5 separate regions of the Homo sapiens genome follow, and regions 1, 3, 4 and 5 are each linked to region 2. Evidence: chromatin loops called from intact Hi-C (ENCODE). Cell type or tissue: PC-3. All regions are shown on one strand. Links, peaks and the distances in the headings refer to the core of each region. The heading gives the core; the rest is flanking DNA. Region 1 overlaps ATP8A2 (ATPase phospholipid transporting 8A2). Region 2 overlaps ATP8A2 (ATPase phospholipid transporting 8A2). Region 3 overlaps SHISA2 (shisa family member 2). Region 4 has its middle 3.6 kb from the start of LINC00415. Region 5 overlaps ATP8A2 (ATPase phospholipid transporting 8A2).

Evidence for each region. Peaks named below come from ENCODE experiments on the same cell type or tissue, not always from the same donor. Only the 100,000 strongest peaks of a DNase experiment are listed, where the experiment ranks them.
Region 1: it touches region 2 in a loop (2.8-fold over the local background); 4 of 110 quality-filtered maps call a loop at or near these places.
Region 3: a loop joins it to region 2, with 4 times the contacts of the local background. A loop is called at or near these places in 5 of 110 quality-filtered maps.
Region 4: it touches region 2 in a loop (10-fold over the local background); 6 of 110 quality-filtered maps call a loop at or near these places.
Region 5: a loop joins it to region 2, with 2.6 times the contacts of the local background. A loop is called at or near these places in 8 of 110 quality-filtered maps.

The regions. Positions count from the first base shown.
Region 1 is chr13:26,019,977-26,026,359 of GRCh38, forward strand. It overlaps ATP8A2 (ATPase phospholipid transporting 8A2), which reads left to right. Exons shown (of 37, transcript NM_016529.6): 37 at 1-5,875. The coding sequence ends at 9. Among named protein-coding and RNA genes, the nearest start is that of SHISA2, 29 kb to the right of the region's middle. In PC-3, for the core only: no CTCF peak of the experiment used is centred there; DNase peaks (open chromatin) are centred at 1,715 and 2,775; H3K27ac peaks cover 2,921 bases.
Region 2 is chr13:25,898,042-25,904,424 of GRCh38, forward strand. All of the region lies in intron 33 of ATP8A2 (ATPase phospholipid transporting 8A2), which reads left to right. Among named protein-coding and RNA genes, the nearest start is that of SHISA2, 150 kb to the right of the region's middle. RefSeq lists an enhancer at 5,047-5,166. In PC-3, for the core only: no CTCF peak of the experiment used is centred there; DNase peaks (open chromatin) are centred at 3,780 and 4,100; H3K4me3 peaks cover 475 bases; H3K27ac peaks cover 2,405 bases.
Region 3 is chr13:26,044,024-26,050,406 of GRCh38, forward strand. It overlaps SHISA2 (shisa family member 2), which reads right to left. Exons shown (of 2, transcript NM_001007538.2): 2 at 574-3,043. The coding sequence ends at 2,490. Among named protein-coding and RNA genes, the nearest start is that of SHISA2, 4.8 kb to the right of the region's middle. In PC-3, for the core only: no CTCF peak of the experiment used is centred there; no DNase peak of the experiment used is centred there; H3K4me3 peaks cover 756 bases.
Region 4 is chr13:26,059,916-26,066,298 of GRCh38, forward strand. No RefSeq gene overlaps it. Among named protein-coding and RNA genes, the nearest start is that of LINC00415, 3.6 kb to the left of the region's middle. In PC-3, for the core only: CTCF peaks have their summits at 2,333 and 3,126 (motif pointing left); DNase peaks (open chromatin) are centred at 2,256 and 3,126; H3K27ac peaks cover 1,341 bases.
Region 5 is chr13:25,960,988-25,967,370 of GRCh38, forward strand. ATP8A2 (ATPase phospholipid transporting 8A2) reads left to right here. Exons shown (of 37, transcript NM_016529.6): 34 at 588-676. Among named protein-coding and RNA genes, the nearest start is that of SHISA2, 88 kb to the right of the region's middle. In PC-3, for the core only: no CTCF peak of the experiment used is centred there; DNase peaks (open chromatin) are centred at 2,824 and 5,304; H3K27ac peaks cover 840 bases.

The DNA.
Region 1 (6,383 bases), core at 592-5,591, 120 kb after region 2:
AAGAAATAAGACATGAATTTTCCTGACTGATCTTAGGAAAGAGATTCAGTTTGTTGCACCCAGTGTTAACACATCTTTGTCAGAGAAGACTGGCGTCAGCAGCCAAAACACCAGGAAACACATTTCTGTGGCCTTAGCCAAGCAGTTTGTTAGTTACATATTCCCTCGCAAACCTGGAGTGCAGACCACAGGGGAAGCTATCTTTGCCCTCCCAACTCGTCTGCAGTGCTTAGCCTAACTTTTGTTTATGTCGTTATGAAGCATTCAACTGTGCTCTGTGAGGTGTGAAATTAAAAACATTATGTTTCACCAATATTTAAACATCAGTACTAGTTGTCCTGGGAGAAAGGGAAAGGAGTTTTATGTTGCGTGAGAGGCCCATCCTGTGTAATTGGAGCAGGGCACACTTGCTTCCTGTTGAGTTAACTCAGAGGTTAAGTCCAACGGGCCACATGCAGACTTCACTGTAGGCAGGTTGCTCTCCTGCTTTGATTCCTGTTTTGTGTGTAAAATTGGCATAAACTTCTTGATTGCAGTGAAATCACAAAATTCTCTATCGGGGTGGTCAACCTGAGAACATTTATTTGAACCTCTTAGCCACATTTCCAGCAGGGCAAACCAACTGATGCCCTGGAAGAGTCTTCCGCACCCTCTCCAGGTGCACTCGGCCCAGTCCTGCCGCCGTGTCCAGGCGCCCCTCACCCCCACACCTGCTGCATGGCTGGCCACACCACTCAGTGCATGGCGGCCGATGGGCAGCCAACCCAAACCCGCGCCTTTCCTTGTTCCACTGCAGACTCAGATACAGATGCGAAAAATTCCTTCTTCCACCGCCCTTCTCGTTCTGTAAAGAAAGAAAAGAAACATAGCCTTTCTGCATATATTCTAAACGTCTCTCTGCCTCTGTCTGACATGGGGCCACCCCACAGGTCAGAGTGGTGGTAGAACCCCTTCAGGACTCCCAGCCGTGGTCAGGCTCTGAATACTCCCTTCCCAACATCCAGACTGCTGGGCCTTTGGCATCCACTTACATTAGAACCCACGTTTGTTTCAGAGCACATTTTGGACTTTCACTGTTGGGAAATGAATGAATTTATAACATGCCTGCACAGCGAAGGAACACACCTGTCGCTCTTAGCTCTAGAGTCAGAGGATGAGTAAACCCAGATGCAAGAGTATAGGACATTGAGTGGGGAGAACAAGACGACCACAGAAGTCCTCAGAAGGAGAAGGAAGGACACGGAGACACTGAGAGGAGGACACAGAGGAATCGCCACCAGATCTTTGCAGTAGAAACTCTGAAATAGGCCTTGAGACCCAGACAATTGTCATGATCAGCCCAGTGTGTATGAGAGCTTAAACAAGACCTTCACACACAGTTCTAATTGAAAAGAATTCCAAACATTTCAGGGAAACACCTTTTTAAAAAATATACTGACATGGTTTCCTTTCTGTATCCCATCAGTGTTAGACACAGGTACCTATCAGAATACGGCATATCCTGAATTATCTAAGACAAGGAAGTGAAGAGCGGAATCACTGACTTTCCCAACTGCAGAGTCCCACACTTAAATCTCAACAGAACCTAGATGTCTTCAGGCATGAATGTGAGCACCTGGAGCCCTTACTAAACAACCTGCCTGGAGCCCTGTTCTCTGCTCTGGTTGCCAAACCAGATTTTTGGATGGCCTAAATACTTGTGGGCAACTGTTACTGGTGAAAAATGGGAGTGGAGAGCATGTTTTGGATTTTCACTGTGGGGAAATGAATGAATTTATCACATGACTGTGCAGCGAAGGAGCACACCTGTCACTCTTAGCTCTAGAGTCGGAGGATGAGTCAACCCTGTAGGAATGATTGTGCTAAATTAGGAAATAACACTTTAGTGCACTTTGCTTCCTAACCCTTTTTTGTCAGAAATCTACAACCTACTGGGCATGGAAATGATTTAAAATATGATCTGCATTGACTAAGAAAACTCATCCTCACTTATGAGGTGACCAGGATGCAGAGAGGGCCTGAGGGGCAGCAGAACAATGCAATTCACAGGTGAGGCTCCAAAAAGGGCCATTTCTTTCTCCCCAAGGTGCATAGAACATTTTTAAATATCAGAGTACCCAGCAAGACGGAAGGACTGTCATGCAGGAACTCTAACACAAAATGTGCCTATGACTAACACGACAAACCAAGGTGTATGGTTTCTTTGCACACCCAGAAAGGTGATGGCCAAGATACAGAGGAGAAACGAAAACTGGAATTGAATGTGCATTAGGCATCTTAACTATTCATATTTTGTCTCATTTGGGAACTAAGCCTATTTGGAAAGAGTGGATTAGAAATTGAATTCTTTGTCAAACAGTTAGCTCTGTCTTGAACTTGAAGCCTTCCAAATCAGAATTATGTATTTAAGTGTGTGTTTGTGTTTGTTTGGGGTTTTTGTTTCTTACATTAGAGTTCATATTTTCTGGGATTTAAGGATACAGGTGTATTTTCCTATTCTCTTGAGAAGTAGACTAAACAATATTTGCAGTGATGACAGACGCACACAGAAGAAAACATTAGAAGAGATGCCTTTCTATCCTCTCATGTGGTTGAGCATTCTTACAGCCAAATGACTAAATTGGCTGTAAATTGGTTTCTAGGAGGAGCAGCTGTCACTACGTGTGATGTATAATATTTAGCCAGGGCCAACTCAGGGGCTGTGTCATTTGTCCTATCTTTAAATTGAGGTCAGAGTGTCACACACAACCCCTCCCCTGGGGCAGGGTGGACTGGACTAGGTTGCATACGCTGGCTGTCAGCTCAGCAAAAATGCCACATGGGGCTTGTCACTCCGCCAGACACTCACTGACTCACGGGCTGGCAGGTCACGCTCGGTTAGCGCTCCAGGGCCTGACTCTGGATTGAGCTAAACTGGCAGAATCCACTCAGGCCAACCCTTGGTCTACTGCTGTGTACAGACAGCCCAGTCCTGTGTTGAGTCTCTCTTCTCCTGGATGACCCTGCAAAAGGAAGAGACCAGTTGTACTGTGGGCTTAGTTCTGGGTTTCCACTGCACACTGACACGTGCCAGCAAGGGTAGCTGTGGAAAACACGTATCAGGAGAGCAGAGTAGTCTGGATGAATACTCTGTGCTGATCAGAACGGGCTCGGTCATAATTTAGGAGTGGAGCTGATGTGTCTGTCCTGCCTCAGTGCAGAATATTCCAGGCTTCTTGACCAGGGTTATGTTCACCCATCTCCCAACACACACATGCACACATGAAAACAAAAACATGGTAACTCTTTTGGTTCGGCACACCATACAAAACGTGCTTTGGGGCGAGGAGTGCTGTTTCTTTTAACACTTGTAGAGGAATATCCTGAGAAGTGAACCTGGGCTTTGGGAGAGCTCAGCTGAGAATTCTGTTGACATTTTCTTTCCCTTGACAAGGCTTCAGGTTCGTCTCACTATAGGGAGCTGGCTGTGAAAATCAGTAATAACTTGTCAAGAAGCAGTGAAAAATGCGGGGGGGTGGAAAGAGCCTAGGTAACTAATGTCTTATAATGCATATGTATGTAAATATTACAGGATTTAAGGTTGAATTTTTTAAAAAGAAAGTTATAGTCTGTAATTTCCATTTGTTATAATAATGACCTTTAATCTTGTCATTTGGAACCATAAAGCATTTTTATCAGGTACCTCTGTTCCAAGGGATTTATGTCTTAGACCATAGCTGAATTGAATGTTTGCAAAACACTGCTATAGGATAAGGTGGTCTTTAGTTTTGAACGTGTGAAAGGACTGCACACTTTTCAGCCAGGGTTTGAGTTACTGCCCAGGGTCATCGTCTCAAAGTAATTCAAGGAGTGATTTAACATCAGCATTTGAAATGTAGTCTTCATCTCCTGGGATCCATAAAAAAATGTGAACAGGGAAATGGTGGCTAAGCAGAGCCTGAAATAATAACTTGGCAAAGAAATGAGTTTATCAGGTCGAGTCAAAACATGGCATCCCCTGTTACACTCAAGAAATGTTTTCTTCATGTAAATGTTTATACGGGCATATATAATCACAATGGGAACAGTTAAAACCCCCTCCCTTCAAAAAAAGAAAATCTATATCAGTTGGGTTTGGTTTTGGTTCTTCATTGGCTCAAGGCAGTTAACTGTCTCAGTATAGCCTTCGGGGAGATTTAACCTCATTCTAGCCATTTTTCCATCCTGAAGGCCAAGAAGGACTATTAGAAGGGTTTTTGAGGGGTTTCGGAGGTGAGGGCCCAAGACCCCCATAATGACATCATTAGGCATTCTTGAAAGGTGTTAACAGACCAGCACGCTCGATGTGTTGTACCCTTCATTTATTTTTTTTTCTCAGCATCCCAAGTTGTCCATCAGTACATTCCCCTTCACCTTACCTGATCTTCATTTAATGCCCAGTCTGTAACTAATGTTCTGTTTAAAGCTCTCTTAATTTGTTGGCTATGAGTGATTTGTGAATCTGGGATGTAACCCTGAGTGAGGAGAAAAGGGCATTGAGCCAGCATAAATCTGAATGGGCAGAAGCCACAAACAAATGGGAGCAGAAAAGAAGGGCGAGCTCCCCCGCGCCGCACCCCGTGTATAATCCAGTGTTAACCTCTGAGGAACACCTCGGCTCTCCCAACTGAGGAGAGACAAAAGAGGGATTCTTTTTACACCCAGGCTGGCGCATTTTCAAGTGACAATCTCGGGCTCTAGTTGCCTTTGAGATATCCACTCTGCTCTTTCTCCCAGGCCTCAGACCAAGAAAAACATGCTCTCAAGATTAGCCCATAGGCAGTTCTTGTGACCTGGCTGAAGAAAGAAAGGAGACCTGTTTGTTTTAAAAGTCGGGCGCAAAGTGTCAGGTGGCTTTGATTTATGACAGAAAGAGGAAGAAGAAAGTTGGAGTAATAGCACTATCCAAATAACCCTGCCCAGGAAACTTGGGGGTCAAGAGAGCTTATCAAGAGCCTTTTATAGGTAAGCTCTTCCGTGTGAAAGAGAAAAGGCCGGAAAGAGGGAGAGAGCCCAGAGAGCAGGCTGCGAACTCACTTCCAATGGGATTGGAGTCTGTTGTATTCTTAAGAGATAGCCTGATATGTGGTTTATAGGTGAATCAATAAACACCAACAACAACAAAAAAAAAAAAAAAAAAAAAGGAAGAAAAGAAAAAAAGGAAACCAGCCCTGTCATGGAATTTCTCTCCTTCCCTGCACAGTAAAGACTTTTGGGTTTTCATGGATAAAATCAATGTCAGTACTGAAACTCCTACTCTCCCCTCCCGCCCCACTCTCCCCCGTTGCCCGAGATGGCCAAGTTCAGGCCTGTGCAATGCCGCTTCCCTCTGAGCCTCCCTCTCAAGGGCCACGCAGGCAGCTGCAGCAGGGCCAGCTGCAGGATGGGGCTGCCGGTCACTGAATTGTCGTTCAAATGCATCATCTTTGTGGCGTCTTTCTCATGCGAGCAAAGCCACGTGCTCTCCTGTCTGCTGTCACATCTGTGCCTGGATTGCTTAAATATTGTTTGTGATGGGGAGGTTTTAATCTGGTGATGCAGAGGGAAGCAGGGCTGTGGGGGCACGTTTAATTGGCTCCCAGCAGCGTGGGGGGTGCTTCTATGGTGTGTGGGGTTTTTTGTTGCCTCCCTCTAGAAGTGTTACCGTTTTCACGTCCTATTAATGTCCTCTGGTTGTTAAATTACAGCAGCACATTACAGTGCACTGGGTTCCCTCCTGGAGTGAATACAAACGGAGGGCATCTACTTGTATTTTTAGAAGTTTTGGGAGAATTTAGTGATTTGTGGCTTTGATCAATCCTGTTGACTGGTGTATGTCTGCGCAAACCTGTTTCAAATAAATCTTTTGTTAAAGTAAGTGATTGGACTGTTTTATTTTGGAATTTTCTTTTCCACTAATCAGCATTTACTGCCACAGGGACTGCGGCCTGTAACACAGGGGTTTGTCAGCATGTGCAGGCTCAAGGACACATACACTGCCTGGAGAGCCGAGGCCCAGGCAACAGTGTTCACTGGCAGGAGCGCAGGAGAGTCTGAGTTCCAGATGAACACATGTTCCTTGCTCTGAGGCAAGGCCCCATTTTCTAGAAGAGAGTCCAGGGGGCCACACAGAGTTTGGATTCAGTCACTCAAAGGAAAGAATGGTGCTTACAAGACCTCCTTCCTCCATTACTTCCCTCCCTCTAGTTCATCTCATTTGGCTACAAACTGAGGAGGCAGCTCAAATTCAATTGGAAAGCAGGAAGTCATGACATTGTTACTTTAAAAAGAGGAAAGACACCCCTGCCCTTTCTCTCTAGGTACAAGGAGTTGCATTCAGGTAAGCATCCATTGCCTCCAGGTTCTCTGTGATGCCTCAGCCAAGG
Region 2 (6,383 bases), core at 835-5,834:
GTCATTCTCTGTCCAGTTTTGTTCTGTTGCTGGTGAGGAGCTGCATTCCTTTGGAGGTGCTCTGATTTTTAGAGTTTCCAGTTTTTCTGCTCTGTTTTTTCCCCATCTTTTGGTTTTATCTACCTTTGGTCTTTGATGATGGTGACCTACAGATGGGATTTTGGTGTGGATGTCCTTTCTATTTGTTAGTTTTCCTTCTAACAGTCAGGACCCTCAGCTGCAGGTCTGTTGGAATTTACTGGAGGTCCACTCCAGACCCTGTTTGCCTACGTATCAGCAGCGGTGGCTGCAGAACAGCGGATACTGGTGAACTGCTAATGCTGCTGTCTGATTGTTCTTCTGGAAGTTTTGTCTCAGAGGAGTACCCAGCCGTGTGAGGTGTCAGTCCGCCCCTACTGGGGGGTGCCTCCAAGTTAGGCTACTCGGGGGTCAGGGACCCACTTGAGGAGGCGGTCTGCCTGTTCTCAGATCTCAAGCTGCGTGCTCGGAGAACCACTCCTCTCTTCAAAGCTGTCAGACAGGGACATTTAAGTCTGCAGAGGTTATTGCTGTCTTTTGTTTGTCTGTGCCCTGCCCCCAGAGGTGGAGCCTACAGAGGCAGGCAGGCCTCCTTGAGCTGTGGTGGGCTCCACCCAGTTCCAGCTTCCCAGCTGGCCACCTTGTTTACCTACTCAAGCCTGAGCAATGGTGGGCGCCCCTCCACCAGCCTCGCTGCCGCCTTGCAGTTTGATCTCAGACTACTGTACTAGCAATGAACGAGGCTCCGTGGGCATAGAACCCTCCGAGCTAGGTGCCGGATATAATCTCCTGGTGTGCCATTTGTGAAGCCCGTTGGAAAAGCGCAGTATTAGGGTGGGAGTGACCCGATTTTCCAGGTGCTGTTTGTCACCCCTTTCTTTGACTAGGAAAGGGAATTCCTTGACCCCTTGCGCTTCCCGGGTGAGGTTATGCCTTGCCCTGCTTCAGCTCACGCATGGTGCCCTGCACCCACTGTCTTGCACCCACTGTCCGGCACTCCCCTGTGAGATGAACCCAGTACCTCAGTTGGAAATGCAGAAATCACCCGTCTTCTGTGTCGCTCACTCTGGGAACTGTAGACTGGAGCTGTTCCTATTCGGCCATGTTGGCTCCACCCCAAGTCCAGAGAAGCTTATTGCTGGCGAGCGTGGAAACATGCATGCATGGGTTTCTGTCTGAGTGCTGGAGCTCTGTAGAGCAAGGGCAGCTTGGGATGGCCTGCCAGTATGCCCTGGCAATTCTGTGTTACAGGTGCTGTCCTTTCTGCTCCTTGTGGTGTGACATGCCACAACTCATTTAACCCCCTGCCTGGGTATGTCTGACAAATTGAGAATATAGAACCTGATTTATCTAGAGTTTTGCCAGATAATGCATACGGGTGTCTGGTATACTCTCCTGAAAATATACTATGGTTATACAGAGAATTACAATAGCAAGTGACTGGGTACTTCCTGCAGATGGCAGGGATAATAGAGGCCTCCCAGGAGGGCCACTATCTCGACTGAGATTGAGATCTGAGTGAGGAGCAGAGCCGGTGGTGTCCGCACCAGGGGAGGCAAAGCTGAGCGGAGGACACAGAGCATGGTGTGTTCTGAGGACAGGGCCACAGTCAGACAGGCAGGAAGGAAGGGGTTGGTGCAGGGGAGGGTGCAGGAAGAAGAGCAGAGGGGTGCACGGTAGCCAGACCACGGAGGTCTTTGTAAAGGACAGAGCAAGAAACTTGATTTTCCTGCAGATGGGATGGAGAGTCTTTGGAGAGCTTTAATAGGAAAATGACATGCTCTGATGTCTATTTCCAAAGCTCACCCTGCCTCTCTATGGGGAAAAAATAGGTGGTACAGGGGAAAGAGTGGAGGCAGGGAGTCCAGCTGGGTGATGGGGACTTGGAGTTGGGAGTCAGGTGGACATGAGGCACACAGCTGTGTTCGAGGATGCTGGGACCTGCCCAGGGACTGGAGTAGAAGCTGTCAACTGAAGAATAACCAGGATCATACATTTGGAAGAGCTTTATTTCTCATAAAGGGTTATAGCCTGCAGGCTGGCCATTCCTCCTGCTGGGAGGCAGAGCTGAGAGGGAGGGAGGATAAGACAGGAATTTATGCTGAAATTTCTGGGTGGCTGGAAATACATATTTAATGAGCTATAGGAGGAGTCATGAATATTTATGAGAGGAGAAACATGTACAGGCACAATTGAGTTCCATGCCTCTTCATGGATTACATGTTCAAAAAATGGCAGTGTTAGCATGATCTGAGGTGGAGTTTTCAGCCCTCTGACATGAAAAGGTGCAGTGGAGGACACCAGAACCTCACTGCATCCTCTGAGAGTCAGCCAAAACGTGTCCCAAGGTGGTCGTCAGTGTTTACGAAGGGATGTGTTGTGAGACAGGTGGGCTGTCACGTGGAAGAAGTGAAGAGGGAGGGGCATCTGGTCGCAGTTTCAGATGATTGGCTAAGGTGATAAAGGAATGAGTTGTCCATTTCTCATTTTCCAGAGCTGATTTCTGCTTACTCCTTAGAAAGAGTTTTGGCTAAAGGTTAATAAGGAAGGGGCACACTGAGGCGTGTTCAACCTTATGTCTGATGTGGTCAAAAACTCCGTTTTTAAGGTTTCTCCAAGGTCTCCTTGGCCAAGAGGGGGTCTGTTCAGTTGCTTGGGGGCTTAAGATTTTATTTTTATTTCTCAAAGACCTGGGAGAGAGAAGTGTCCAAGGCACCTGCTAGAGTTTTACCTAAGCAAAGGGGTGGGAAGGTATTAGCGCTGTTGACTAAGATGGAAAACACGGGAGAAGAGGGGCTTGTGGAGAAACCACACCTCCATTCTAGCCACGTCCACTGCGAATGCAGGTGACACATGGAAGCAGCAGGAACACCCCTGAGCATCTTCATGGAGTTTGGATCAAGATGGAAGAAAAGCCCATGCGTTGTCTAAGGCTGCCTCATCTCAGAAGCCAATGGGCGGTGTAATTAGTGCTGAAAGGTGGGCTGGGGGATGACTGCATTGCTCTAGCAAGGAAGGAGGAGCAGGGAGCTGAAGGGAGACAGGTGGAGGAGGCCAAGCAACTGGCTAAGCCCATGAGGGCTAAGGGAGGCCTAAAATGCGGGACATTGGAGAGGAAATGTTCTGGAAGCTTCTACAGGCAAACTGCATTGTACTGGAAGGGGCCGATGAATAGTGCTGGGTCAAGGGTTTTTAAGTGGAATTGAGAATAAGGGAAGCAGAAAGGTGGTTTGAAGAGGCGAAAAAAGGAAAATGGACTGAACCGAAAGGGCCTTGGGAGTGTTATGGGATTGGAGAACTTTTCCTAAATAATTTAGGAGCTCCAGTAGAATTTATGTTTATGTGAAAGAAAAAAAAAAAACCACATGTTACTTAGAATTGGGAAGTTTTGTGCACCCATGTCTAGGAATTAAATTTTATATGAATTCATATATTATATATTATATATACATAATTTAAATTGTGATTTTTAAGAAGAAATCAAATCAACCAGCAAGGGCAAAATAAAAATTTTAATTATCTATTTGTTTTTCCATTATTTTTATACACAAATCTTAGAAGCAGGAACAGAGTAGTTTCAAAGGCCAGTTTCTGAGACATGCTTAAAATTGGCGCTGATAACAAAGAAACTACTATGAATGGCTGAGGTTTCAAAGTTAGATTAGAGTTCACTCTAGATCGTATTTGCTAAGCTAGTAAAGCCGTGTAGGCTTGTTCTAGCCTGTTGGCTGGGAAACTATCTCTAAACAGGATGTGGTGATTATTTGTGAATGATCATTACTCATTCTGACAACAGATCCTCACTGCATGCCCAAGGGGACATCCCCTTTTAAACATGCGTATAAAGATGACTCAAGTACGAATATCATATGTACAGCGTATCAATATTAGCTGACCTACCAAATCTGAAAATGCTTAAGTAAAGATAATACACAATAATCTAGTTATATTAAGCTATATTCGGGATCCATTAAGTAGCCTCATAGTTATAGAAAAGGATAACAAAAAAATTTTTTGGCAATCTAGTGGAATAGGGGTATGGGGTTTAAAAAGGACAATGAAAAAGTTCACTGAGCAGGAAAGGAATGGAAGATTGCTCAACAGATCTACAGGAAACCATTCCCCCGCCATCACCTCTGCATTTCAAAAAGCAAATGCAATTCCGGTCAGAAGACATTGTCTACTTCGGAGTGATATGCTTATAATCTATCTGTGTGTGTTTTTTAACTCTTACAGTGAAGCTTCAATTATATCTTCTTAACCCCTTCCCAAAGCCTTGGGAAACACTGGACATTTTTCTATATAAGCAGATTGGGTTATTTGTCCAAATGACGGGTGTTTTTGAACTAGGACATCTAGCTTCTATCCATAGGAAACCCCATATCTGGTGGGCAAAGAATAGAGTATAAATATTATGTATCTGATATTTACACTTTGGGCCATAAGTGTTTGAAACAGTTATATCTATTCATGTGAAATTTCTGTTCACATTATAGCAACAACATCAATTTAAAAAAAAAAAAACAAAAAAGAATTCCCCAAGACTGTCCATTCTGCGTGTGTGTATGCACGTGTGTGTGCATGTGCAGGCATTTTGCACCATGCTGCAAAACAGCTCCTCTTCCTACATTTGCCCTTGACTGTTCATCTCCCAAGACTCAGGTCTTCATTCTCCTCTGCACGTTCCTGTGCTTTCAACCCGTCTTATAGTGACCCCAATTCTATGTGTTCAGCCCAGACCTCTTCCTGAACCACAGGCCCACGCTGGTTGAGTGAATTTCCAGTTTTCAGTACGACATTTCCTCCTAAATGTCTGTGGTCTTTCGGTCCCTGAAAATCAACTGTCAAACTATTAACTGACTTTATACATCCTCAGCATGCACACACACACACACACACACACACACACACACGTAAATGCACATGGCAGGGGTTGGGGCACAAAGTAGATAAAAACTCCTGTCTCGAATCACTTGAACCTGGGAGGCGGAGGTTGCAGTGAGCCAAGACCATGCCGTTGCACTCTAGCCTGGGCAAGAAGAACGAAACTCCGTCTCAAAAACAAAACAAAACGAAACAAAACAAAAAAAATTCCGGTCTCCTGCCATAGCTCCTGTCTTGGTTTCAGGTTACTCATACTAGGAACGCAGAGACTTATTCTTGACTTTTCTCTCTCCCACAGTCTCCATACGCAAACAGCCCCCAGATATGGCTGCTTTAACCCTGCCGTTGCATTTGAATCTTTCCTTTCCTTCCTGCTGCCCCTCCACCACAGACCCTGCTAGGTCTGACTGCCATGGCTCTCTTCTTTCCCTTCACCTCAATCTCACATGTCACTTCCCACTAACCCCACCTGGTCTCCCATCCTCCATCCTGTCCCCTCTAAGTCTGTTCTTCATTGGAATGATCCTTTCAGAACCTGAATCACTCATGTCATTCATTCCTCTGTTCAGAAACTTGCCGTGGCTTCTGGCCTCATTAAGAGAGTAAGTCTAAGTCCTTGCAATGATCCAGACCACTGTTGATTATCCCTGCCACTGCTGTCCTTGCTCATTGCTCTCTGCCACGGTGGTCTCGTTATTCAACGTCCCTGGGTAGATTTTGTCTTTAGGTTCTGAACTTGCTGTTCCCTTTGCCCTCAGCCCTCTCGAGGGGTCACTCAGATCCTCAGCACTGCCCTCCTCAGTGGACCGACATCGACACCTTACCCTGTTTCCAAGTCACTTTTCACCTCTGGACACACTGTGGGATTTACTTATTTCTTTGGCTTGTTTTCCCACACACATTCACACAATGTATAAGCTCTATGAGGCTGCAGTTTTTGTCTGTTCTGCAGTTGATTTCTCAGCTTCTAACAGGAAGTAAATAAGTAGTTTTTAAGTAAATGAATGTGAATCTTCTGGGGAGCATTTAAAAAAAAACTGTTGTACAAACTCTGCAGATTGAGGATCCCTTATCCACAATACTTGGAATCACTGGTGTTTCGGATTTTGATTTTTTCAGATTTTTGAATATTTGCATTGGACTTACCAGTTGATCATCCCTGGTCTGAAAACCTGAGATCCAAAGTGCTCTAGCAAGCGTTTCCTCTGAGCGTCATAGCACACTCAAAAAGTTCTGGGTTTTGAAGCATTTCAGATTTCACATTTTTGGATTCGTGATGCTCAACCTATACCTTGGACCTGTCAAATCAGAAACCTTGGGGAGTCTGATCCAAGAGATGATACTTTTTCAAGGTTCCCCGGTAATCCACTGCCCAGCTCAGGCTGAGCGCCATTGCTGCCAGACAGATTTCCTAAACCGTGGACATCATCCCACCTTCATGCCCTTCGACATTCTCCGTTTCCTCATAGAATCATGCCCAG
Region 3 (6,383 bases), core at 404-5,403, 150 kb after region 2:
TACCAAGTACGCCACCACGCCCAGCTAATTTTTATTTATTTTTTCTTTTTTTGTAGAGATGGGGTCTCGCTATGTTGCCCAGGCTTGACTGGAACTCCTGGTCTCCAGCGATCTTCCCGCCTTGGCCTCCCAAATTGCTGCCATCACAGGGGTGAGCCACTGAGCCCAGCCAGACTCTGGATTTTTACTGAAAAAAAAAGCTTGCCAATCTTTAGGCTGGGTGACATCTGAGATCCCTTTAAATTCCAAAGTTCTAGGAATTCCACTTCCAGAGGTAAGCAGGAATCCACCATCAAAGACAATACAGGGAACACCCATTAGCCTCATAATATAATGATTCCAAAAGAACTGTTTCTTTTGTGTTGTCAACATGTCAACCTGTAAAATAATACTCACTGACTCAGAACATTCACGTAAGTTTCCCAGATATTACTTTGAAAAATAGGCTCTTGGTTCTAGAAAGCAACATTCATAATTTTTAGAAATTTTATTCTATTAACAGGGTTGACTAGACCATCTGAAAAATTACCAAGTACAATGAAAATGAAAAAAGAAACCCAACTCCGCTAGGAATTCACATCATAAAATATTTATTAATAAGTAAAATGATTTTCCCCTGCCTTTGGTTATTAAAAAATGAGTATCATTGATGATACCAATTGCCAACACTGGTTTTACATTATTCAGTCATGAAACAGAATAGAAAGATGATCGATAGATATCTATAGACATAAATGTGTAGAAGACCATACCATACAGCGATTTGTTTAATTACAAAATACTGGTTGTGCTAGCAGTTGGAAATGTACTTGCACATCCTTAAAGTTATCTTTTTTTATATAAGTAAAGAACACACAAATAAATTCACTTGAATTTGATAATTTGGAACATTGGCAATGAATACAGTGCCTGTTGAGGCCTGAAAGAGAGAGGAAATCAAGAACAGTGTGGGAGAAGAAAGGCAATCCTTCGTTGAAAAGCTTTTCTCTTAACAATCCTTAGTGCCTGAAAAATAAGCCATTTTGATAACAAGAGTATAAAAAGCCTTATGATCTGCAAAGTAAATCGTATCTGGTTTAAATTTCATCCCAAGTCTCAGGTTATGGCTGAGGAGCTATACTAAGTATCTTTGTAACACATTTCTTTGAATTTTTATAACTAAGACAAGAAAATTTTTTTATCAGATCTAGGCAGAAATACTGATCTTCATTTACAAGTATAGTAATTACTTGCACTCAGGACTATATAGACATGGGGCTCTGAAAACCAAACAGAAGGAAACGCCAAACCATAACCACAAGGCAAAATTAAAAGTAACTCAGAGAAGCAGCGGGTGATAGTTTATGATTTCAATATAAAAAAGAATGCATTACCTCTCAGATGTCACCTTAAAGCCAGAAAATTAAGATACAATCAAGAAGGGGATGAATGGTTTTATGACTATACCACCTACTACTTCAAGATTAAAATCATCCCAGAGTTCTGAAATGTCTTCATTAGTTAAGTAACTATACAATTTATTTCAGTCTCTTTTTAATGTAGAAAATCACTTTGTAATAAGATCTCTACATAAGGTAAAAAAGCACAAAATAGGCCCCCAAAAGCACAAAAATAGACAAAATATATATATCTTTTTACAATGAAATTAAGGTGTGCCTGTGGAATACTGAGACTGATGACTGATCTCACAGAGTTCAAACAGGTTTCCTTTTAGAATAGTCCTGTTATTTGCGTCTTCCCCTTAACCTTGGATGCATTAGAAAAAAAAAAAGGCTCAGGCTGGGGGCGGTGGCTCACGCCTGTAATCCCAGCACTTTGGGAGGCTGAGACAGGCAGATTGCTTGAGGTCAGGAGAGTGAGACCAGCCCAGCCAACATGGTGAAACCCCATCTCTACAAAAAATACAAAAAATTAGCCATGGGGGCAGGCACCTGTAATCCCAGCCACGTGGGAGGCTGAGGCAGGAGTGTTGCCTGAATCCAGGAGGCTGAAGTTGCAGTGAGCCGAGATCGCACCACTGCACTCCAGCCTGGGCAACAGAGCAAGACCCTGTCTGATTAAAAAAAAAAAAAAAAAAAAAAAAAGTCCCAGGTAAAAGGGAGATAACAGGCATTTTGATCCTGTGCAGTCAACAACAAAAAAGAAATAATAATAACAACATAATAAAAATCCTTAATTTATCAGTTTATAAAATTCTTTCGTCAACCATATCTCAAGGGCACTTCGGACTCAAGCATTTGTTATACACCCATCAGCAACATCACAGTCATCTCCAGCTGAGGCCGGTTTTCCATCATAAATCAATGATACCCTGGATGAAACATATCCAGAAATGCTAATTCGGAGATGTTTTCATACAGTCTGGGGGCAAATGAAGCCATCCAAAGGAATCGTGCCATAAATACCACCGACATGTGCGGACTTCCACCTCGAGAATCCACCCCTGCCTTCGTCTCCCTTCAGTAAAGGAACCCACCAGTGACTCTCGGTTATACAGTCACCGCTGGGTACATCTTCTGTTCACTGTTGGTGTGAGGGAAGGGGGACTGAATCTGCCTGTAGCCAGGCTGCAGGCCGTCCATGAAAGGTGGCACAGCTGTCATGGGCACAGAGTCGTGCTGCACCGTGTACCCCACGTATGGGGGATGCAGATACTGCCCTTGATGTGGCACAATCTGGGTGGCCTGCTGACAGTTCAGCACAGAGAAATTCGTGGGCATGTTGACATACACGTTGTTCATGGTCCCTTCCGGCAAGCAACAGTTGGTCTGTGACCTTGTTGGGGGCGCCCGGGCCCCTGAGTTGGCGCTGGAGCTGGAACTGGCAGCTGTGCTGGACTGGCGTGAGGACGACCCCCGGGAGGTGCTGGCACTGGGGATCATGGGGATGGTCTCCATCAAGCGGTTACCCCCTGGGGCTCGGCTCTGCTGGGGATCCTGCTTAGGCCGGAGACATCTGCAGCAACAGGCTGCCACCAGGGACCCCAAGATGATAAAGGCGACAAACACGGAGCCAACAATGAGGAACGGCACGTAGATGGGCACTGAAGCAAAGGACAGAAACACAACATTATGATCTACTCTAGGAACACAGTACCAATCGCCAACTGGCAATGGCAATGAATGAATGAGCAACACTGATACCCACAGCTGAAGGACCTACACTGGGCTAATTTGTTCACATATTAGGAGTCCATAAGATGCACCATTCTTTATCAAGTGCTTAGAAAGGTCCTAAGACCCTACAGGCATGGCAGGTCAGCCCCTAGAAGCAAACTGTTAATATTTAGTTCAACTTGTCAACTGCAAGACTGACTGAGCCAGATATCCGATTTAGCAAAAGTATGGGTTTAACAGGTTAAGACAGTTATGGTTCTAAACTTCCTACCATAATCAAACTGTCCAAACTTAAGTCTGCCCGACCATATTGTTGTAGGATCTTCATAGTAATAATGACTTCAACTTATTTAAAAGTCTTTTTTCCCCCAGAAAGTTATTTAAGTTCCTTGCAAATTTCTTTTTACCATTTTTTAGCAAGTTCTTTTTTCATAAGCAGTTAAGTCAAAAATTTAGGCCAGACTCTAAGTCACTACCATTTCCAAAAGGCAGATGTACAAGAGGTAAGGCACAGAAGGGTCAAGGAGGGGTTTAAAAAAGACCCTCTTCACTCTTCCTTAGCAAAAGCCAGGGTCCTTGGGTGGCATTGGGTCCAGGTGATGGGGTCTGTGTGGAGGTGGAGGGAAGTTATTCCAGGCATTGGGCCATCCTGAAACAATGTCCAAGAGCAAACATCAGGAGCAACAAGACGTGTTCCAGAAAGAAGAGTCACCCACAGCAAGCCAAGAAGGCAAGAGTACACAGGGAAAGCCCTCAGAGCATAAAGCAACGGCCATCACACTTCACCCGGGAAGCTGATTTTAAAATAGAAAACCATAAAAAGTAAAAATAAAAACCTTTTGATAAAACCACTAGCAAACTCCATTTTAAAATTAGTTTCTGGCGGGGCACGGTGGCTCACGCCTGTAATCCAAGCACTTTGGGAGGCCAAGGTGGGTGGATCACCTGAGCTCAGGACTTCAAGACCAGCCTGGCCAACATGGTGAGACCCTGTCTCTACTAAAACCACAAAATTTAGCTGAGTGTGGTGACGCGCACCTATAATCCCAGCTACTCTGGAGGCTGAGGCAGGAGAATCGCTTGAACCCAGGAGGCAGAAGTTGCAGTAAGCCGAGATTGTGCCACTGTACTCCAGCCTGGGCAACAGATTGAGATTCCATCTCAAATAAATAAATAAATACATAAAATTAGTTTCTTAAAAAAATCTTTTAGGAGCCATAGAGAGGGCACTACAAGGCTTTAGAAAATAGACGCAGGTTGACAGGGACAGAATCAGATGGGAGGTGCCTGCAGAATGCCTCTGAGCCACTTTTGTGGAATTCTACCCTATGTTACCAAGAGCCTGCATTTTCTGATGTGTTCTTGCCCCAACCTCCTGGCTATATTTTTGGGAAATACATAAGCACAGGGGTGGATTGGGTCTTACTGGTCTTGGCAAAGCATAATGCCAGCCCAGAGTCGGATGGGGCAGCATTTTAGGAAGGAGACCACGCCTTTGAGGTCAGCTCTATGAATACCCTTTCATCATCCATTAGAGCAGCCGGGCTTTCTAATTATGCTCCTTTTCACTGTTCTGGTATTGCTGGAGTCAGTGTTTTTAAAGTATAATACCAGGTGGAATTATGGAGAAATAATGCCCTGTAAGTAAAACAATACTTTATAGGTATTTAACCAAAGGCTGACTGTGGAATATTTCCTGGAGTTTCAATGCTGAACAGAGCAATTTCTATATATAGCGCCCCTTTAGCAGGTAGAAACATTTGCTACAGTGTCTGCAGCACAGCTGGCGCCCAGCAGTAGAACTGTCCTAATTACACTATCACTTCAGGCTAACTACGGATCACTGGAGAAGTGGATGCAGGCTTTTTCCTTGGCGTGTTATAAATATTTCATTCTCTAAATTAAGACACCAGCCCTAAATATGTTATCAAAAAATAAATTAATAGTAGTAAAGCAGGAAAAAAAATGTACCCCAATCATAGCAGAAACTAGCTGAAACCAGCCTCAGTCCACATAATGAGTTTTGGGGAGAAATAAGTGTTCTCTTTCCAGGATTTTTAATTGGAAATGTAAATAACTACACAGGGATAAGGAATGTAACGCTACTATAAGCCCCCCGGCAGGCTTAATTAGGCATGTTGCCCTTCACTGCAGAAGAAAAGTGAAAGAAATACAATTTTTAGGAAAAAAACGTTTAAAAGTAGCATGAAGAAGGCATCCATGCACAACACAGGGCGTCATGAGAAGTCTCGTCCTGAGAAGTCCCGACTAATCCAAAGCCATCCCAACTTTTTGGAGACCATTAATGAGCCCAATCTAGCAGACATCTCACTGTAGCAGTTCGGGGTCTGGCTCCCTTCTCTGGGCTTTCTTCCATGGCCACACAGTCTGCGAGACTGAGCTTGCGTTTTAAGACTGCGCTGGTTCTGGAATTACGCTCTCTTCAGATTCAAGACAGCAGAACAATAGGAGTAGCATGCTAATAAAATGCTTGACTGCGAAAGGGAACGGCACTGAAAAGAGCTGTCTCTCACGAGGTCCTGGGAGGCAGCTCTATAAACACAAACTACGCTGTGCCAAAGCTCAAGCAGCCCGAACCCAGGCTCAGGATGCTAGCGAAAAGCCTCCCAGGTAAACACAACGGGCCCACAAAGAGGAGGAGCCGCCCCCTCGGGGACACGTTTGCCATTTTACCTCTACACCTCCCCTCCCCCGAAATAAATAACACACACACACACACACACACACACACACACACACACGGAGTGACTGGTGTAGACACCCCAGGGAGGCATTCCGGAAGGTTTCTGAAGAGTGAAGTGCAACCTACCAAATTCTTTCACGGGTTTACTTTCCAACTCTGGCTTTGGCAATTTGAAAGAAAAAAAAAATCAAAGCCACAAAGAGCAAGGCTGGGCACTGCTCCGATGTTACACCTACTAAGTCTGACGTGGTAAGGAAAACAGTCCAGAAGCCCCACAGGCGGGCCGCTGCAGGGGAGAGGGGCCGCCGCGTGGAGAAGATGGGAATCCGCGGCGTCTGGCACGGGGCAGCAGCCCCGGGAAAGCCCTGAGGAGCTGCCTTCCTTTCGGGGAGCCTTCAGGGGAGCACCGCTGCCAGGCCCTCACGGGTGGGGGCGCACCCTCGCCGTCTCCTTGGGTACCCCTAAGACATGAAGCCCTATGGAGACAGGAGACGCCAGAGGGGCCCGGAGGACCCTGGTCAGAAGGAATATGGGGGCTGTCTGTGGCCCACACTGCCTTAGGA
Region 4 (6,383 bases), core at 919-5,918, 160 kb after region 2:
AGGTGAAGTTCAATCAGCTAATAGCCACTATTTATTGAGCATCTGGTATGTACCAGGCATTGTGCTAAATTTTTTGACATCATTATAGTGTCTCGTCTAATAAATACATTATTAAGTAAGGTAAAAAAAAAAAAAAAAAAAGGTTTCGCTTCATCTGCTTTTCTAAAATTTCCTAAAAAGAAATTTCCAGCCTATGCACAATGTTATCCAAGTATTTTAACACAAAGCCTTTTCCAGTTTTTGTTTTCAATGAACTGTTTTCTAATGTTACACAAATAAGATGCAATGTCTTATCAGAAAAAAATCCACAAAGCACTGGCATTCTTAATTTCTATTACTAATTTCCTTTTTGGTGCACAGCGGTTTGGTTTTATTAGGTGTACATATTTTTAGTTACTTTATTCCTGGAAGTGGAACAATTTATTTTGGAGACATGAGGCCCAGAAGAAAATATTAGAAAAATGCAAAGCAGAAAGTATAGAAAAGTTTAAGATGATTATTATTATGCACAAAGAAAGTAAAGGGGGAAGTTGCTCCAGAACTATCTTCAACAACTTGAAGGAATATTTTAGGAGGGCCCTGGGTACAGAGAAGACAGACGAGAGGAAGCGGAGTTGAATTACAGAAAAGTGATATTTAAAGAACACTCTCCAACCAGCATAGATGCAGAAGCAGTCATGCAGATGACTCGAGAGGTCAGGAGATCTCCCAAACCCTCTGTTTCTTAAAGACTCGTGAAATCACCTTTAGCTTTAGAAGGAGAGGGGGAGACTTAGGATATTACTATGCCAGTGGAGAGGGCCAGCACTGGTTAAAATCCTGGAGACTTCTTACTAGGATTTCTTTCTACCTTACTATACAGTGAAACATTTTTAGGCTTGTCATAAAGAAAACAGCAAACATGGTTGATATTTCTTCTTTTGACATGGGTCAAGCTTCCTGACTTCCTCAAACCAATAAAAAGATGATGATGATGATGATGATGATTTGAGACAGGGTCTGGCTCTGTCACCCAGGCTGGAGTGCAGTGGTGAGGTCTCGGCTCACTGCAACCTCTGCCTCCCAGATTCAAGCAATTCTGCCTCAGCCCTCTGAGTAGCTGGGATTACAGGCATGTGCCACCACACCTGGCTAATTTTTGTATTTTTAGTAGAGACGGGGTTTCACCGTGTTGGCCAGGTTAGTCTCAAGCTCCTGACCTCAGGTGATCCACTTGCCTCCGCCTCCCAAAGTGCTGGGATTACAGGCGTTAAGCCACCACATCCAGCCTAAAAAGATTTTTAAACAAGACAAAATTGTTACTGCTATTAAATGTATCTGGTAACTGATTCCAATAGTATTTCAATTAATGCTTTGGAACAATAAGCATTTTTAGTGCTTTTGAGAGTGTGAAGAAAGGGAGAGTGAAGAGTGACTTGCCGCAGGGCTGCTGCCTGGAGACCCAGTGATCTGTGGGAGTAACACAGTTCCGACTTCTGCACTCTGGAAAGCAGGAGTCAGTTTCAGATGTAGGCAATTTACATTTATAGACCAGGTCAAGCAAATTGGACAGTTTAAGTGAGCACTGAATGAATGGGAACATAAATATGTTGGGGCCTATAAATGGTCATATTTATGGAGTGCAGTAAAATCCGTATCTCTCCCCACTTGGAGAAATCTCGCCAACTGGATTGAAAGCAGTGGTCACGATACTGAGTGCTGAAACCACAGGAGAGGCAAACTCTGCTCTTGATATTGAACTTCCAACGTCTGTTGTACTATTTCAGATGCACTTGAATATTCACTATCCCATGGTAGAGAATGGGTAATAGGTGCTAAGAAATGTCAAAAACAACAAAACACAAATAAACAAAGAAACAAAACGCCCCAAACCAAAAAGCAAACCACTTCCTTTTGAACTCATTCATAAATCTCCAAAATCTATACCAGACTGCCAAACTCAGCCTAATTTTTGAGAAAATATACTCCATATGTCATTTGATAGGAAGAGAAAGATTAAGCCAACTCCAAGTAATAAAAAATGGGTAACCAGTCCCACGGCACAGCACTCACTGCTGTTTTATTCATTACGGTGGGTCCTGTTTGGTAGTCTTAGAAGCGAAACTGAAGATTGGAGCTTGGTTTACTTTACAATCCAAGTGTTGGAATACATTTAGCCTTCCAATTACAGGAAGCACAGTCCTCCAGTTGTTGAACTCTAGTGTGAGCTAGCATTGTGGTGTCTGAGTCATGAGTAGGGAGCAAGCTCACTAAGCCAGAAGTCTTTCTAAAAGATGACTAGAGAAATCCAAGAGCAGATCGTCTCCGCCTGTTTGTGTGTCATGGTAAGAAAACACTACCTCCCTACGGAAATATTCTGACATTGTTGCTTTGTCTCCAACTCACTGGAGATTCCAAGATTCCAAGAATAAAGAAAAGTTGGGATTCTGATCATTGATGTGTATCAAATTTTCACACTCCCTTAATTAATTTCGCCATGAGCTATTGATCTCAGCAAACTTCAACACTGATTGTTTTCCCACCACTAAGAAGTAGGTTAAGGGCAGTTTAAGTGCTCTAGTTTTTACTGAGTGATAAAATCATGCTATGCCTAATTGACTAAAATGAATTAGAAACTCTGTTTTTTGTTTTTTTTTTTACTTTTTATATGCAAGTAATTTCAAAATAGAGAAAAAAGTTGCGAAAATTAAGAATAGTACGAAAGAACCACTGATTGTTAAGATTCTGGGTGATCCATTTTATGTCCACATGGTGACTCGCAAAATTGAATTAACCCTGCTCCTTCTGATTTGGGGCTATCTGTCATATAGACTTGTAGACAAAAGCACCATCATTACTAGTTTTACATTGTTTGGTATGACAGAACCCAAACCATTCTCTTGCACTGGTCATTGATTTTTCCCTGTTTTCAACAAATTATTAAATCTAAATCCTATGCTTAGTGAAATACTATTTGGGCAGCCCACTGCTAGCAGCTTGGCTGACTTCACACATATTATGAGGCTGAACTTTGGGCCTAAGTGCTAAACTGAATACAATTTTAGGTCTTTCCATTCAGAGAAAAATACATGAACACCATAACGGGCCTAAGATTTCCTGGCTTTGGCTCTTGCACTCCATCTTCTGGCCAAAAGTTGGTCTTGAGAGGTTTAAACTGAATACACCCATTGTTACAATCAGTTACATAACATAGAGCCGTTGGAGCATTAGATTGATTTCAGCAAAAGAAATGCATGAATGTTATACCCATGAAAATGTACTACCTCCATAGAAAAAAGCAATTTACAGGATCAGAAGGAAGATGACTACAAAGCGAAAATGACATCCTGTGCTTTCCTGGAATGCCGATCTGTGATGCCCACATCAGGAGTATGCAGGCCAAGGTTTTATGGCCAGGTGACACAGGCAGAGAAGAAAGAGGTGGGGGGAACACTGGGGGGCAGGTGGGGGTGGGGTTAGGCACAGGGAGCCATGGTCTGATTATTGCGATTTTACTTTACATTTTAGGTAACTTTTCTCCAAGTCACCAGCTCTGAGATCTACGCATCTTGAAGACAAGAACTGAGTTCAGTTCATCTTCGTATCATCCACAGACCACACAGTTTCTTGTTGAATGAGTGAATTAAGAATGAGCCACTAATGTATTCACTTTTTAAAAAAAAATGTGCAGCCATGCTATTTAAACTAATCTGACACACAAATATTAAATTTAGAAATGTATCTAGAAATATGTCTATGTAGTCACATTTTTCTATTTGCTCCTGAGATGGAACCTATTTGTGGAAACAAATGATCTATTTAGATTTCTAATTATTCTAGACCTGGAGGGGGCTATAATGAGTACATGGTTTAAATCCAAAATTAACAGTTATCTTTTTAGTTTTTAAAAATCATCATAAACAATTCTACAGATCCTATCTATAGATTCCATATACTTTGGCCTCTTCTGGGTTTAACAATATTTGCAACATACTCTTAAAAGAGGTGAAATAATTGTCATGATGCCATGGTAGTGACTGTCTCAACAGTGAGAAACATGAAGGTTTTGGATAACTGAAGCAACAACGCATGGAGACAGGTTTCTACACAACATCAAGTTTAAATCTCCCAGGGACTAGGATCCTTTTTGCATAGATATTCCCTGTCCTTAACCTCATCTATACTTTGACTCAAGAAGCTTTGCTGATAAGTTTCACTGAGGGTTAAAATACAATGCAGGGCCAGGCATGGGGCTCACACCTGTAATCCCAGTGCTTTGGGAGGTGGGCTCTTGATCTCAGGAGTTTGAGGCCAGCCTGGACAACATGGTGAAACCCCATCTCTACTAAAAATACAAAAATTAGCTGGGTATGGTGGCTTATGCCTGTAATCCTAGCTACTTGGGAGGCTGAGGCAGGAGAGTCACTTGAACCTGGGAGGCAGAGGTTGCTGTGAGTGGAGATCGTGCCACTGGACTCCAGCCTGGGCAACAGAGCGAGACTCCATCTCAAAAAAAGAAAAAAAAAATACAGTGCAGTGTTATAACTAATTCTGACCAAAGGGAAAAATAGTGAAAAAGAAGACCTGCCATTTATCAAAGACCTACTGTGCGCCCAATATTCTCTACATACATCGCTCATTTCATCTTCTAAGCACCATTTGGGGTCATAGAGACACCCAGAGCTCAGCTTTGGCCTCGTGTTCAGCTGAAATCCTGCTGTCTGCCTTTGCTTCCTCTCTGGAAACCTGCTTTATGTCACCCCTGAACTTGCATCAGATCAATGGTCATCTACTTGCATAGGTTACCAGTGTATCTAATCATTATAAGAACATCACTGATACAAAGATGGTGTGACATTTTAATTTGTTGTTAATATTATAATACAGTTTTCACTTTTAAATATAGATAAACATTCAACATGAAACTTGGAGTGAAAAACCTCCTGTAAGTGTTTAGAGATTGGAATTCTATCAGTCAGTCAAAGTATGAATTCATACTTCTTCTTCTTCTCATTATTATTATTATTATTATTATTATTATTATTATTATTATTTTGAGACAGAGTCTCACCCTGTCGCCCAGGCTGGAGTGCGTTGGTGTGATCTCAGCTCACTGCAGCCTCCACCTCCCAGGTTCAAGCCATTGTCCTGCCTCAGCCTCCCGAGGAGCTGGAATTACAGGTGCCCACCACCATACCAGGCTAATTTTTTGTATTTTTAGCAGAGATGAGATTTCGCCATGTTGGCCAGGCTGATCTTGAGCTCCCGACCTCAGGTGATGCACCTGCCTCGGCCTCCCAAAGTGCTGTGATTACAGGCTTGAGCCACCGCGCCTGGACAATACAGTGTTCACTTTTAAATATAGGCGAACATTCTACATGAAACCTGGAATGAAAAACCTCCTTTAAGTGTTTAGAGATTGGAATTCTATCAGTCCAAGTATGAATTCATACTTTTTTTTTTTTTGAGGCGGACTCTCGCTCTGTCACCCAGGCTGTAGTGCAGTGGCGCGATCTCAGCTCACTGCAAGCTCCACCTCCTGAGTTCACGCCATTCTCCTGCCTCAGCCTTCCGAGTAGCTGGGACTACCAGCACCCGCCACCACGCCCGGCTAATTTTTTGTATTTTTAGTGGAGACAGGATTTCACCGTATTAGCCAGGATGGTCTCCATCTCCTGACCTCCTGATCTGCCCGCCTGGGCTTCCCAAAGTGCTGGGATTACAGGCGTGAGCTACCGCGCCCGGCCGAATTCATACTTCTTATTGCAAGACTGTGGTGAGCGCAAAAGTCATTAATCTTATGTAAAAGAATGCATGTTTTAGGATACATATTCTTTTTTGGGTCCACAAACATACATAGAAATTTAAATGATAATACATGGCAGAATAAAAAAGATTAATAGGCCGGGTATGGTGGCTCACGCCTGTAATCCTAGCACTTTGGGAGGCGAAGACAGGAGGATCGCTTGAAGCCAGGAGTTCGAGACCAGCCTGGGCAACATAGTAAGACCGCTGTCTCTACAAAAAAAATAATGTAGCTAGGTGTGGTGGTATGAGCCTGTAGTCGTAGCTACTAGGGGAGCTGAAGAAGGAGGATCACTTGAGTTTAGGAGGTTGAGGCTTCAGTGAGCTGTGATTGCACCACCACACTCCAGCCTCTGTGACAATGTGAGATTCTGTCTCAAAAAAGAAAAAATCACAAGGAGGAAAAACTCCCAAATCATTCTACGACAAAGTATGTTATACATCATCTTTGATTCAGATATAATAAAGACTAAAGGGAGAAACATAGAATATTTATATTAAAATGAGCCACTCAAACATCTTGTTTCTCCAACAATCACAGGTGAAAATGGGCTTTATTTATATGTTCATTAGGCAGCTGACAGAGAAGAAATCTTACT
Region 5 (6,383 bases), core at 516-5,515, 63 kb after region 2:
TCTTCCCAGAAACCCCATCGTTTATATTCGTGATATATACCATATTCCACTGTGTAATGTAGATTGCACCAGAGAGTATTTAATCTCCTGAAGGCAAGGACTATAACCTATTCATCTTCCTTTCCTGGGTGGGGAGAACCACCATGCCTTGTACCAAGTAGCGATGACATGGGTCCTGGCTCCATGAATGAACGGGCATTGAGAGAAAAGGAGCTGATGATGAGTGAATGGAGGAGCCTAGTGAGGCAACGTTTACTCCTCAGTGAAGCAGTGTTGGTGACTCCAACAGCTCTCTTTAGGAAGGATTTAAGACAACATCCTGTTCGGAAGGGGCTTGAAGCACTTTATAAAAGAGAGGCAAGGGCACACGTCAAACTAGAAGAATGAAAGTAAGAAGAGAGAAGGCTGCAGAGAGGAGCAAGCCCCATCCGTCCCCCTGATGGTCCTGCCAGTGCATGGGTTACCTCTCATTGCATTTAGTGCGGTCTGTTGTTTTTGTGTTGTGAAATATTATCCTTGATTACATTATGTTGCTCTGTTTTTGAAAGAGAAAGTATTCAAGCAAGTGTCACTTCTATTTCTTGCAGGCAACTATGGTCCTGAGCTCCGCACACTTCTGGTTGGGATTATTTCTGGTTCCTACTGCCTGTTTGATTGAAGATGTGGCATGGAGAGCGTAAGTTTAACAGTGAAGCGGGGACCCTAAGTCTGGCTCATCTGTCCCTGGAATTGTCTTTCTCATGAGTCCTGCTACAGGGTATGAGAATGACAGGAATTCGGAAGAAATGGGTCTCCTGCCACCTGCCAGAAATGAAAAAAAAATTTTTTTAGTTTAACTTGTGCTTCATCTTGATATGAAAATATAGACAACCATAACAATAGAAAAATCAGCTGGGCATGGCAGCGCATAGCTCTAGTCTCAGCTACTTAGGAGGCCAAGGTGGGAAGATCACTCGAGCCCAGGTGTTTGAGGCTGTAGTGAGCTATGGTCGTGCCACTATACTCCAGCCTGGGCCAACAGAGCAAGACCCTGTCTTTAAATAAAAAGAAACAAAAAGAAAAGAAAAAATACAGACACAAAGGAGCCCTGAGAGAAACTATGAAGATCAATAGGAATGTTGCCTTATATAAAGGCAGAGTTTCTGAGTACACACCCATTCCATCAAATTGAGAAAGTATAACTCAAAACTCATCTCTCTTTATATCATAAACTCAGTGCTAAGTGGTCACGGATATGGCCTGGCTTCACTTCCCATGCTTAGAGGGAAGCTATGTATAGGTAAGTCATTTAAAATTACAAGAATGAAGTACTCTTCATTTTTCCAAACAACTCATAGTAGGAATACTTTCAGTAAAATTCTTCTAGAGGATTAGTTCACAGGTCTGTGAGAAAACCAGTCATGAAGATGGCATTATCATGTAGGTTAAATAGGAAATCATTCATATTAAATTTTGCTTTTATGTTTTAACATATATTGTTTTCAAGATACCTTGTTACAATATAAAAGAAGCGACTAAGTTCCAAGGTCATGTAAATTTTAATTTTATCCATGAGCAAAAGGAGGGCTGCTCCAAGTAAAATAGGACTGATTTTTGTTTTGGGTCGACCCAATTTCTCCTACAAATAGGTGCCAACTTCTCTGAAAATTGAGACTCCGAGCTCGGCTTTACTTTGGGCAAAACACAATTATTTTGGGGCTCTGAGATAGAGAAGTGAGACTTTAATCCAAACCTTCCAGGGAAAGACATCAGATTTCATTTTTAGCCCTCCGTTCCTCCCACACTCAGAATTTTTCTTGCCTGACAGTTATGGAAGTCTTTTGAAAAAGTCCTCATTTTGGCATTATCTTGACAACCGATGATACCTCATGCAAATCTAGATAGAGGGGGAAAGAATATTATAACATGGATTTTCTTTTTTTTTCCTGTTCACTAAGTTTTTTAACTGTTAAAAAATTAAATAATTCTCATTTCTTAAATTCTTTGATTTACCATTACTTCCATTTTATTTGGTAAAACCATATTCTGCAAATAACAGAATCAGAATCCTCAGAAATGAAAAGATTACAGCCAGAAAAAAATATTTTCTTAATCTAATAGATGTACCATAAGAACATAGTAGTTTTGGCCAGGCGCAGTGGCTCACGCCTGTAATCTCAACACTTTGGGAGGCCGAGGTGGGTGGATCACAAGGTCAAGCAGTCAAGACCATCCTGGCCAACATTGAGAAACTCCGTCTCTACTATAAATACAAAAATTAGCTGGGCGTGGTGGCGGGCACCTGTAGTCCCAGCTACTTGGGAGGCTGAGGCAGGAGAATCGCTTGAACCTGGGAGGCAGAGGTTGCAGTGAGCTGAGATCGTGCCACTGCACTCCAGCCTGGGCGACAGAGCGAGACTCCGTCTCAAAAAAAAAAAAAAAAAGAAAAGAAAAGAAAAAGAAAAAGAAAAGAAAGAAAATATTAGTTCTGTTATTTGCTCTTTCAGCCAATAGGCCCAATTGTGACACAATCTAGTCCCTTGCTGAATTTGTTCAAAATCTTTGTTTTGCAAAGATAAGTCAGTTTTAGATAAATAGGCCACATCAGCTGGCCTTTTCTATTTATAGTGATTGAAAACTAGTAACATGATTATAAATTAGTTTATTTTAATTCAGCTATCTCAAATTAGTGTCATTAAAACAATTCTATTGAGACTGTATATTTGCAGAAGACTTTAGCAATAGTCTCTTCCATCTGAAAGAGAATGTTTATAGATTACAAAGTGTCTGTGCTTCTTTGTCCATTTTCTGGCTCTTTTCCAGTGCGTTCTGAGTAATCATTCCCTGTCATCACAAAGCAAATTATCTATTCCCTCAAACAGGACTTGTTTTTGGTTTCCCCTGGCACTATAAAATTAGCACCATTTACATTTTAACAAGGATAAATCAAATGACACTACTCCCAGCTTCACCACATGGAAAGAGTAAAAGTCACTTCCTTTCCAAGGAGCTTGCCAACTGGGTCAGAGCATAAACCCGGGCTCTGCAGTGGAGGTGCCCGCAGGGCAAGCAAGGAAGGCTAAGGGTCGTCACTCTGCAGCAGGAGCACTCGGCCACCCAGCACCTGGCACCACGGGCCCAGAACTCAGCTTTTCCGGGGAGCCAACAGCATCTCAGCTCTGGGCTGAGCCAGAAAGGCCCCTGCTGAATTCCAGAGGTGCTTTCTAAAATGGATTTTTGTCTTGTTTTATTTAGGGGAGCAGGGAAAATAGCATATATTGGCTGTGAGCTGGAATATTTGTCCGAAGCACATATATGCTCAATTTGTAATATCTATTTAATATCTAAACTACCCTCACCCCTCTCCTCAAAAACAAGACATTTTTCAGTTTATTGGTGCATTTTCCCTTTGATCGTGAGGCCCATATTATGTCTCATATTATGCTCCAAACCCGAAGTATTTGTTTTTGAGGCAAGTAAATTCGGAGGCTTCTCACAAAAAGAGAATGCCTATTGTGAATCAGTTACCTCTGAGAAGCTACAGTGCTTCACTGAGATTTCTCTTTCTGAACTGCAGCTTTAGAAAACGCTGTTGGCTTCTTCTTCCCATGCACTGAACAAAAATATTAATCCTGCTTGTCCCGAACCACCCATCCTTGGATTTGAGTTGTCAAGTATCTACTGAGGCACGATATCTGTGATGCACCTTGGGGTTCCCAGAAAGGGTGTGTATTTGAGAGTGGGCACAGGGGCAGCTGAAGACCCTACCCTGTGATGGCAGCATGTGGTGATGCCGAGAGAGCTTCCACAGGGGTGCTGCGGGCCTCTCATCTTGCCTTGGGCCCATCTTAAGGATGTTTTATTTTGTTCTGAACTTTGGTGGTTATCACTCTCTTTTGAAAGGGCTTTTAGACCAGGCACAGTGGCTCACACCTGTAATCCCAGCACTTTGGGAGGCCGAGGTGGGCGGATCATCTGGGGTCAGGAGTTCAAGATCAGCCCGGCCAACATGGTGAAACCCTGTCTCTACAAAAATACAAAAATTAGTTGGGCATGATGGCGAGTGCCTGTAATCCCAGCTACTCAGGAGGCTGAGGTGGGAGAATGGCTTGAACCCAGGAGGCAGAGGTTGCAGTGAGCCGAGATCGCACCAATTGCACTCCAGCCTGGGCGACAGAGTGAGACTCCATCTCAAAGAAAAAAAGGCTTTTAAATTCCAGATTAAGGCAGGCCTGCCTTTTCAAGTATATTTCTGTGAGCACTGAAGAAAGTGAGTTGCTCCATCTTTCTACATTTTCCCCATTTCTTTGCCCAGTTTCTCGCTTCCATTTCAGGACCTGAGCTGTTAAGAGTAAGAAAAGAGAACCAGAATGAGGTAATTCAATCACTTTTTCCATGAAGTCTGTCAGCTTTCTGGATGAAGATCCATTATTAGACTATCTTAAGTCAGATTTGGCACGCCATAAAATGCCTACGCTATTATCCTGCTAACCAAAATTTTCATATGGGACAAAACTAAGCTACCTTTTATTAAAATAATTGATTGATTATATGTGATACCTGGCTAATGAGTAATTTTGTTAGATGCATGAAGTTTAAATTGCCCAGAACTATTTTAATATCCCTGCGCTTATATTCATCCAAAATGTTTACTGATGACAGCATGCTTAGGTAAGCTGCCACATACCCACTTTCATCTAGGTGAAATTTGTTAGTATTGCTTTATAAAAATAATACAAGCTCAAGGCCACTGAACACAGAGGAACCCATTTGCTTTTATCTAGCTGTATCTCCTGTATTTTACTGTACATCAACAATACAGTCCCCGATTCCAGAATGACTTCATTTCCTTATTATAATCCCAGATAGGCAGTTAAATGGAAAGAAGAGGTAATGAGCAATTTCTATACACAAATGGGCCTTGATTTCTTTTAACTTTCTAACTAAACTAATTTCTTTTGCAGCACGTTACATTTACACTTCCATCCAGGTTTAGAATTATATGTTTCCTTTTGACTTGCTGTTCTTGCATACAAAAGAAGAGTCCAGGGAAAGAGTTTCAGAAAAAAAAAAAAAAAAGGATGGAAAGTTCAAGATCCTTAAACAGTCTATTTCTTTTAAAAGTCTCTGAGAACCTGGAGACACCCTTAGGTATATCTGAAGACCCACAGACAACTTTCACACTCTTGAGTCAGTAGCCAGCACCCCAACTCTGTCCCTTCTGTGGTCATCCAGCCTCTCGATGTGGGGTTAGATGAAGCAAGCCCTGGACCACTGGGCAATAAGCCATTTACAGATAAGGGACTTACTCTGTCAAAGCTATGACTCAGAACACGCCAAACGCCAGCTCCTGGTAAGACCTAAGTGACATGCCAGTGGCTAATGCTTAACAACTGACTTTATAACCTATAAATATTAATTTTAGACCACTCACATGTAGCCTTTAGACAGGGGAGATTTTAGAATCAGTTTTTCTAATTCAGGCGTTATTAGATAAAGGTGCTTGGGAACAGGGTTTTAAATTGCCAGCCTCCCTTTACTCAGGTGCTGTTAAATGCATGCAGAAAGAGAAGTTGAATCATCCCCAGCATTGCAATTCAGTGTTTTCCAATAGCAACAAAGTTCCCAGGCTAGCTCACAGGGGCTAAACTAGTGGAAATAGTATCAAATTGCTGAGTAACTCTTGAATATGGGCGCAGTTTCATCCCCTGAGAGCACGCACAATGCCTGGGAGCACTGACATGCTCAGACCATTGCCCTCTGAGGCCATGTTGTGATTGAGTAAAAACCAGCAGCTTCCACAGTGGGTTGGATTCTGACCTAAGCTGTAGGTTCCCAGTGGCCAACCTTCCTATTCCAGCCTCCCACTTAGGAACCCCCTTTCCTCCCAGCCTGGGAAATAACAATGGGGTCTGTTCTACCCCTGTGCAGGGGAAAGGGGATAGGGAGAGAGAGGGAGGGTGATGGTGGAGAGAGGGATCCTGGAAGAACCAGCGATGCTGCTCATCCTTCAGGAGTAGCCAGGCTGTTCTAGGACCCATGCAAGCCCATGGCTCAGGGCAGGCGGGGCAGGCACTCGGTGGCTTTGTTGTCAGTCTAACCCCAGAAGCCCAGGAGATAAAAGACCACTTTTGGGGCCCCACATGTTACATAATAATGAACGGGGTACATTTTAACATCGTTTTTGACTCTCCTTTCCAGCAAACTGTTAGATATTTGCTCATTTCTTGTTTAAATTAAAATTCCACAGGCTCTGCTTTGAACTGCAGTATTTTATCAATCCTGAGTCTCAGGACACTGTTTGATGGAATTAAGTAAGGTATTATGTGTTAAAGCCTGTGTGGCTTTCCCTTGTTTACTTTGGGGGAAAGGATGACAGGGGCATATACAGTGTCTCAGTGCTA